2 separate regions of the Homo sapiens genome follow, and region 2 is linked to region 1. Evidence: chromatin contacts called from ENCODE Hi-C or POLR2A ChIA-PET data. All regions are on one chromosome and are shown on one strand. The core of a region is the stretch at or near the end of the contact, and the rest is flanking DNA. Distances in the headings are between cores, read along the strand shown. Region 1 overlaps CYTH2 (cytohesin 2). Region 2 holds the start of NUCB1 (nucleobindin 1).

Region 1 (5,904 bases), core at 3,230-5,729:
TGCATAGTCAAGGTTGAGAGCTACTGGCCTGGAGCCGTGCCTGGTAACAGTAGGTGCCACCTGCGTGTTAGATGTGGTTTATAATGGAGACACGGTGCACAGCTGCTCCAGAGAGACACATCTGGGCAGTTACAGTCCAGCACAGCAGTGGAGGCTTCCCGCGGCAGCAGGAGAGCCCACAGGAAGCTTTCAGCTCAGTGAAGGGAGTCAAGGTCAGGCTTCTTGGAAGGAGGTTGGACAGGGCAGCTTTGGCCTCTGAGTCTTGGGGGCCTCCCCATGTGGAACTGTGCTCTTAAACCAGGGCATCACCACCTCAACAGATGCCAGGGTTTCCTGGTAAATGTAAAATACACAAGTCAGGCAGGGCACAGGGGCCCACCCCTGTAATTTCAGCACTTTGGGAGGACAAGGCAGGAGGATTGTTAGAGGTCAGGAGTTTGAGACCAACCTGGGCAATATAATGATACCCCCCATCTCTACAAAAAATAAAAAAATTAGCCAGGCATGGTGATGTGGGAGGATTGTTTGAGCTCAAGTGGTCGAGGCTTCAGTGAGTCATGGTTGCGCCACTGCAGTCCAGCCTGGGCAACAGAGCGAGACCCCGTCTCTATAAAATAAAACATGCAAATCACTGTCCAGCCAACACCCCAGTCCAGATCCCTGCATTCGATCCAAGGGAGGCAGACTGCTGGGGGAAATTGAGAGTCCTCGAGGTGCCCCTGGCAGTGAGCGGGCCAGAAAGAGAAGCAGGAAGGCGCCAGCATCACGAGGAACTGCTTCCCTCAAAACTGCTGTCAGGCCAGGCACGGTGGCTCAGGCCTGTAATCCCAGCACTTTGGGAGGCTGAGGCAGGCAGATCACTTGAGGTCAGGAGTTTGAGACCAGCCTGGCCAACATGGTGAAACCCCGTCTCTACTAAAAATACAAAAATTAGCCGGGCGTGGTGGCAGGCACCTGTAATCCCAGCTACTTGGGAGGCTGAGGCACAAGAATTGCTTGAACCCAGGAGGTGGAGCTTGCAGTGAGCCGAGATCACACCATTGCAAATCCAGCCTGGACGACAGAGCGAGACAGTCTCAAAAAAACAAAACAAAACAAAAACTGCTCCTGTGAGCAGTAACTTTCCCATTTCCCAGAGGCTCACGCCTCAGTTTGGTTCTGAGCCCCACCTAAGGCTGCCCAGCCCCAGGGACATCTCTGACCAAAGGGCCTCTGTTCCCTTTGTGCCAGTTAGAGGGACCCCTTCCTTAAAAGATGGAAATACAGGAGTGGAGATTGGTGATGGTGGTTGCTACTCCATGCCTAATAAAAGCCATTCTTACTGTCATTGTTTAACCCTGGGCCCACAAGGAAGCCAGCAGCAGGTCATTTTGCCACAGGAAGGTGTAGGCCCGAGTGAGTCTCCAGGCTGGAGTCCAGAGAGTCCAAGAGAGTGCCCTGAGGTCACACAGCCAGTTTGTGCAGGAGCTGAGATGGGCCCTCACACCCACCTCAGACCAAGGGCTGGGGGTTTTGCCTTCTGTCCTGTGGGGGCCTCCTCCAGGGCAGAGGCACTTTTACCATGTCAAGGGAGGATGCTCCTGGCCTAGGACAGACCCTAGGGGGTAGGCTGGGGCCCTGTACCGAAGCAAGGGGTTTTCAAGGCTGCCACCCGGGGCTCATGGCCCTTGGCCTCTCTGGGAGGGAGGAGCCCCGGCCATCCCCACCCTCGTGGATGTAACTGGTTTTCTTCCCTCTCTCTCCCTCCCCTCCTCTCTGCGTCTTTCCCTCTCTCCTGTGTTTGCCTCTCTGTCCTGCCCCTGCGCACCCCTCCCTGTGCCCACCCTGTTTCTGTCGCCTGCGGCTCTTGGGGGTGCTCCATTCTCCCGCCTTCCCTTCTCCTGCACCTGGTCCTGCCTGCTTTCTCGCTGTCTGCCCCAGGAGGTAGGTACACGACCTGTCTTTGTCTCCCATCACTAGACGAGGGGAGGGGGCTGCCCTGGCGCCCTGGCGCCCTGGCCTCCTGCCCACAGGAGGAGGGGGCTGGGGGCTCAGGCTCCTGGGCTGGGACTGACAGACTCAGAAAATGTGGAGCCCCAAGCTGGGGGTGGACGATTCCTGGAGCCCCAACATGCCTGGCCCTGCTTGTCTGTCTCCCCCAACGCAGCGGCTTTGTCTAGGCCCCAGGAGCCCCACCTCTACCGCTCTTGCTCTGCTTCTCACGCCCCTCCCATCTCCCAGAGGCCCTGTCCCCCTGTTGAGCCCAGGCCCCCTCCCACCCCTTCCCTTTCAGGGGGCCGGGTGAAGACGTGGAAGCGGCGCTGGTTTATCCTCACAGACAACTGCCTCTACTACTTTGAGTACACCACGGTGAGCGTGACCCGACCCGGGCTCTGGGGTCCTGGGCGGAGTGGCTGGGAGCCTGGACTCCTGGGGCTGAGGGAGGTGGGGTGGGGTGAGGACTTGGAAGTCTGAGTTCTGTCCACCTTGCTTCTTCAGGACAAGGAGCCCCGAGGAATCATCCCCCTGGAGAATCTGAGCATCCGAGAGGTGGACGACCCCCGGAAACCGGTAAGACCCTCTCTGTACACCTTCCTGCCAGGGCGGGGCCTCCTCTGCCCAGGGCTGGTTCTTACCTGCGCCCTTCCTCTCTCGTCCCCAGAACTGCTTTGAACTTTACATCCCCAACAACAAGGGGCAGCTCATCAAAGCCTGCAAAACTGAGGCGGACGGCCGAGTGGTGGAGGGAAACCACATGGTGTACCGGATCTCGGCCCCCACGCAGGAGGAGAAGGACGAGTGGATCAAGTCCATCCAGTGAGCCTGGACTCCTGGGCCTGATGGAGGAGGGGCTGGGGCCTGGACTCCTGGGTCTGATGGAGGAGGGGCAGGGGCCTGGATGCCTGGGTCTGATGGAGGAGGGGCTGGGGCCTGGACGCCTGGGTCTGACGGAGGAGGGGCTGGGGCCTGGACTCCTGGGTCTGACGGAGGAGGGGCAGGGGCCTGGACACCTGGGTCTGACGGAGGAGGGGCCGGGGGCCTGGACCCCTGGGTCTGACGGAGGAGGGGCCGGGGGCCTGGACTCCTGGGTCTGACGGAGGAGGGGCCGGGGGCCTGGACTCCTGGGTGTGAGGGAGGAGGGGCCGGGGGCCTGGACTCCTGGGTCTGAGGGAGGAGGGGCCGGGGGCCTGGACTGCTGGGTCTGAGGGAGGAGGGGCCGGGGGCCTGGACTCCTGGGTCTGAGGGAGGAGGGGCCGGGGGTCTGAGACTCCTCCTGGGTATGAGGGAGGAGGGGCTGGAGGCCTGGACTCCTTGGCCCTCATCCTGGGACCCCTCCCCTTCTGCAGGGCGGCTGTGAGTGTGGACCCCTTCTATGAGATGCTGGCAGCGAGAAAGAAGCGGATTTCAGTCAAGAAGAAGCAGGAGCAGCCCTGACCCCCTGCCCCCAACTCCATTATTTATTACGGAGCTGCCCCGCCTGGGTGGCCGGACCCCTGGGCCTTGGGGCTGTGGATCCTGGTTCCCTGTTTGGAAAATTCACCACCTCTAGCTCCTCACTGTTCTTTGTAATTAACACGCTGTTGGTAATCTTATTAATTATTTAACCACTTGGCCTGCTGACCCCCTCATTTCTTGGGGTTGACAGAGTCGAGGTGCTCCGTGGAGCCAGCCTGTTTCCCTGGACAGGGGCCTGGACCCGCCTGTCTCTGGGTGCTGCCTGGGCTGTCCCGGTGGGTCTGTTCTGGTTTCACCCCGAGCCCAGCAGGAGTGGAGTAAAGGGAGAAGGTTAATATGGTGGGAGTCTGGAGTTGGAATTGGCCGGGGACAGAGTTTAGAATGCAGGGATTCAGGGTCAAGGTCTAGCATTCATTCTAGAAGTTACTTGACAGCCATCAGCCAGTTACGCTACAGCCATCAGCTAGTTCCCATCGTTGCTTTCATGGGGCTTGAGGTCTTTGAGGGGCAGGAGATGAAGCTGGTGAGGTTGTGAGCTGGGCCAGGGCTTTGAGGACAACCTGGAGCTGGAAGAACATGCGACCACCTCAGGGAGGGTCAGGGAAGGATGAGTGGGGAGGTGGCCCATGTCCTGCAAGGGCCTTGCTGATGGGATGTCCTGAAGGGCTGGGCAGCCTTAGATCGGGCTAAGAGGGCAGGACTGTGGGCCAGTGCCAGAGCCAGGCTTGTCTGTTCTCAAAGGATCAGCCTCCTTTGGAGGACATTTTGTGTCAAGGATAGGGCTGAGGACCTGCGTTCTGAACGTCTTTCCTGGGATTCTTGACAGCCAAAGAAATTCGAGGATCGCCTCTATGAAGGTGAAGTCTTGGCATGTGGGGTACCCCTGAATCCTGGGCTAAGGTCTGTGACCTTTTGCCCTCCAGTTGGGGTATGTGTGGTGTCCCCAAAGAACAAGGGCTCGTGGATCCCGAGCAGGGTGCGATGGCGGATTGGGAGGTCCCATGTCACTCTCCCATGCCCGCCTTTGAAGCTGAGGCGCTCTTTAGTTAACAAACTACAAGTCCCAGCAGGGACCGGGACGCGGGTGGGAGAGGCGCCTGTGGCCCCGAGGCGTGCCGCGAGTTGTAGTCCCTCCTGCCCGCTGTGTTCGCTTTTGAGCTCTCCGATGGGATGCGGCGCTTCGGAATTTCGGGCTTTGATCCCTGTCCCGCCCTTGGCCACAGGCACCTGCCGGCCTGAAGGCCCCCGCGGTGGGGGTACCCTGCGCCCCTCCGCGGGAAGGTGGACTACAGTTATCGGCAGGCTGTGCGGCGCCAAAGCCACGGTGACCCAGACCCGAGGTTTTTCCGGGCGTCGCAGTTTCCCGAGACTCCGTGGCGGCGTTTGTCTTCTTTTTCTTAGTCAGATCCCGTACTTTTGTGGAGGGTAGAGGAGGCTTTGACCGCCGCGGCCCCGGGGGCTGGTGGGAAATGGAGTTCCAAATGAGAAAATAGAATTCCCCACTTCTCTTTCCCACAGGTGCCAGGGAAACGGAGTCATCGACCCAAGAAGGTCGTGGGAGATGAGGTCCCAGGGTAAACAGCGGGTCCCGCCACTATGTCACCCTTTCCTGCCGCCTCCCCGGATGAACTGCATGCAGGGCGGCCGGCTCCGTGGCAGGCAGAGGCAGGAAGAGGCGCGGAGCCCGCTGGTGGCGAAGAGGGGAGTGCGGCGGGAGGGGAGGGCAGAGGCAGGCGGCCGGTCGCGTGGGGCCTGGGCCGCCCCAGGAGGGCCTCTGGCTGGATTCTTAGCAGATGGAAGCCGTGCAAGGGCAGGAGGCAGGGGCCTGACGTGTTTGGATTGAGGTTGCAGGAGGGGCCCCTGGCTGCTTCAGGGAGAATAATTTGGAGGCGAGCGGGGAGGTGAGAGGAAGCTGTGCGGTGCAGGATGGCGTGGCTGTGGAGGTGGAGAACGTTGGGCCACGCTAGGAGTCTTGAAAGAGGAGCCAAAAGGACTTGCTGAGAGCCGCCGCAGCTGGTGAATGACGGTGCCATGACTGAGGTGGTCGAAAGGGAGTATTTAAGGGGAAATCAGGCATTCCGTTTTGACCAAATTAAGCTGGAGATGCCTGTGGAACATTCCAGCCAGGCTGCATCACGTCACACTGACCTTCAGCATTGCCCACAGTCCATCTTCCCCCAGGACCTGAGGATTTTGCGTCCGGCTCCCTCCTCGCCCAGGACCCCCAAGCTCCCAGCACGCTTCTGATTTTTTTTGTAGGTTTTTTTTTTTGTTTTTTGTTTTGTTTTGTTTTGTTTTTGAGAGGGAGTCTCACTTTGTGCCCTAGACTGGAGTGCAATGGCGCCATCTCGGCTTACTGCAACCTCCACCTCCCAGGTGCAAGCGATTCCCCTGCCTCAGCTTCCCGAGTAGCTGGGATTACAGATGTGAGCCACCGTACCCAGCTAATTTTTGTATTTTTAGTAGAGA
Region 2 (3,023 bases), core at 165-2,664, 420 kb after region 1:
CGGGGTCAGGAGATCTAGACCATCCTGGCTAACATGGTGAATCCCCGTCTCTACTAAAAAAAAATATATATATATACACAAAAAAATTAGCCGGGCGTTGTGGCGGGCGGGCGCCTGTAGTCCCAGCTACTCGGGAGGCTGAGGCAGGAGAATGGCGTGAACCCGGGAGGCGGAGCTCGCAGTGAGCTGAGATCGCGCCACTGCACTCCAGCCTGTGTGACAGAGGTAGACACCGTCTCAAAAAAAAAAAAAAAAAGAGAGAGAGAGAGCGGGAGACCAGAGACCTCGCGGCCTCACTGTACACATCTCGCTTACAAGAAACTTAAAAGAGGCGGGGCGCAGTGGCTCACGCCTGTAATCCCAGCACTTTGGGAGGCGGAGACGGGGAGGCAAGATTGCTTGAGTCCAGGAGATCCAGATCCAGACCAGCAACACAGAGATTTTTTTTTTTTTTTGAGACGTAGTCTCACTCTGTCGCCCAGGCTGGAGTGCAGTGGCGCGATCTCGGCTCACTGCAACCTCCGCCTCCCGGGTTTAAGAGATTGTCCTGCCTCAGCTTCCTGAGTAGCTGGGATTACAGGCATGCGCAACCACGCCTGGCTAATTTGTATTTTTAGTGGAGGCGAGGTTTCTCCATGTTGGCCAGGCTGGTCTCAAACCCTTGACCTCAGGTGATCTGCCTGCCTCAGCCTCCCAAAGTGCTGGGATTACAGGAGTGAACCCCCAAGCCCGGCTTGACATCCGTCTCTTTAAAAAACAACAACAACAAAGTGTGAGAAGTGTGAAAGACAGAACGTTAAAAAAAAAAAAAGGCTAAAAAAGAATTAAAGATTTAAATATTTGTATTAAAAATTTAAAAAATATACATTAGCCAGGCATGGTAGTGTGGCCTGTGGTCCCATCTACTTGGGAGGCTGACGCGGGAGGATTGCTTGGGCCTGGGAGGTAGAGGCTGCAGTGAGAAGTGATTGCGCCACTGCACTCCAACCTGGGTGACAGAGCAAACCCTGTCTCGAATAATAAGAAGAAGAAGAAAGAAACTCATAAGAAAGGCTATGCAATTGCTACCGCGCTATAACTTCCAGGCACTTCGTGGGGCGAAAATAAATGGGAAAACTACAGCTCCCATGAGGCGAAGGGGCCACGATGCCCGCGGAAGTTATTTTTCCCCCGGCCGGCAGGGAGTTGTAGTTATCTTTGAAAGCCTTCTCTCTCTTTTGGCATAGGCGGGAAATGTGGCGTCAAGAGGCTGGGATTCCGAGAAAGAAGCGAGGCTTTCACGAAAATGCGAGCGGCTTCGGCAAGGGGCGGGGCCGCTGGACGTGGATGAAAGCTACAGAGCCAGCGTGGACCAATCAGACCTCTTTGGGGCGGGGCCTCTGTGGATAAGTGGGCGTGGTCTAGGGGGGAAGTCACCAAGAACGCACCGGAGGTCCTTGCCCGCCCTGGAAAACGCCCTCTGCGGTGAAGGAGAGGTGAGAGGCCAGGGTTCCCATACTCTTGGGTCCTAGGGAGGATGGGGGCCAGAGGGCTGGAAAACTGGGTCCCGGAGGAGGATGCACTGGGTGCCAGTACTTTAGGTCCTGGGAAAAGAGGAGGCTGGGACCCTGGACTCTTGGGTCTGGGGGAGGAGGCGGCCGAGATCCCGGATTCCTGAGTGTGAGAGAGGAGCGTGTTGGGAGCCAGGACCCCTGGGTCTGAGGGCCCAGACTCCTGTGTCGGAGGAAGGGAAGGCCGGAGGCCTGGAATCCTGGGGCCTGGGTAACAAAATGCTTGTGTCTTGATTCTTGGAAGTGGGGGCGGCGCTGGGGGCCCGAACTCCTGGTTCCAGGGGAGGAAGAGGCTTGGGACAGACATTATGCATTATCCAGCCCTCCATCCCCCACAGACCACACTGCCATGCCTCCCTCTGGGCCCCGAGGAACCCTCCTTCTGTTGCCGCTGCTGCTGCTGCTCCTGCTTCGCGCCGTGCTGGCTGTCCCCCTGGAGCGAGGGGCGCCCAACAAGGAGGAGACCCCTGCGACTGAGAGTCCCGTGAGTGGCCCTGCCCTGCTATCCAGCCAGGTGTTTGCAGTGGTACTACAGCTCCTGCAGACCCCGGTGCCCGTAGGGCGGATGCTCCAGTGACTTCCTGGCCCTACAGTTGTAGCTTGTTTTTTGCCCACCATTCCTCCCAGCAGCAGGGGTTTGACTTGGTGAAAAACTGGAGGTCCCTGACTCTGAGGTGTGGAAAATCTGCATCACGCCCCAACTAAACGTCTGTTTTTTTAAGATTCTCTCCACCCAAGAAGGAATTTGAAAACAAACAAACAAAACTACATTTCCCAGTAGCACCATGTTGCTAGTTCCCAGTAGCAGTTGATGTTGGCTAGCTGGGGTATTCTGACTTCATGGTGCTCTTGGGAGTTGTAGTTTAAATTACAGAAGGGCGGGTGAACTGCTTGTTTATTAATTCCTACATGTGTTTATCAAACCCAATAAAAGCTTTGGTCTTAAGGGATTTGGAACTTTGGAGATCCTGAAGGTCAGTGAGTGTCTTGTGGTCCGAATCTTCCTATAGCTCCCCATAAGGATAGGCTGGTCAGGCCAGGCGCAGTGGCTCATGCCTGTAATCCTAGCACTTTGGGAGGCCGAGACAGGCGGATCACTTGAGGTCAGGAGTTCAAGACCAGCCTGGCCAACATGGCAAAACCCCATCTCTACCAAAAATGCAGAAATTAGCTGGGCGTGGTGGCTCACGCCTATAATCCCAGCTACTCTGGGAGGCTGAGGCACGAATTCTCGTGCTGGAACCAAGAGAGGTGGAGGTTGCAGTGAGCCAAGGTCACGCCATTGCACTCCAGCCTGGGCAACAGAGCTGAGACTCTGTTTTCTGAGACTGTCTCAAAAAACAAAGAATGGGCTAGTCATTACCCCCTGGAACGGATCATTGCATGTTCCTGGTCCCCACGCTGCAAGTTAGGCCTCTATTCTGTGAAATCCTTGCAGACCCAGGAAGGCTTTGTTGAGTCCCATTTCTTTTC

Evidence for each region. Hi-C counts contacts between places; a loop is a spot of excess contacts on that map. ChIA-PET counts read pairs that join two places held with the same protein, here RNA polymerase II (POLR2A). Pooled maps may share reads with other maps.
Region 2: a loop to region 1 is called in a pooled map, with 3 times the contacts of the local background. The contact joins the promoter of NUCB1 here to the enhancer-like site in region 1. A Hi-C loop is called at or near these places in 3 of 50 pooled maps. POLR2A ChIA-PET finds 5 or more read pairs at or near these places in 2 of 52 experiments (PC-9 and endothelial cell of umbilical vein).

What each region holds. Positions count from the first base shown.
Region 1 is chr19:48,475,797-48,481,700 of GRCh38, forward strand. It overlaps CYTH2 (cytohesin 2), which reads left to right. Exons shown (of 12, transcript NM_004228.7): 9 at 2,273-2,349; 10 at 2,479-2,550; 11 at 2,642-2,796; 12 at 3,327-5,904. The coding sequence ends at 3,414. Among named protein-coding and RNA genes, the nearest start is that of CYTH2, 9.4 kb to the left of the region's middle. Within about 2 kb of position 4,480, at least 29 of the 41 ENCODE cell types and tissues checked have a DNase peak (open chromatin) inside an H3K27ac peak, as active enhancers do; they include endothelial cell of umbilical vein, where a contact is called at or near this core.
Region 2 is chr19:48,898,898-48,901,920 of GRCh38, forward strand. It overlaps NUCB1 (nucleobindin 1), which reads left to right and starts at 1,415. Exons shown (of 13, transcript NM_006184.6): 1 at 1,415-1,475; 2 at 1,889-2,034. The coding sequence starts at 1,900. RefSeq lists an enhancer at 1-57 and a cis regulatory region at 1-591.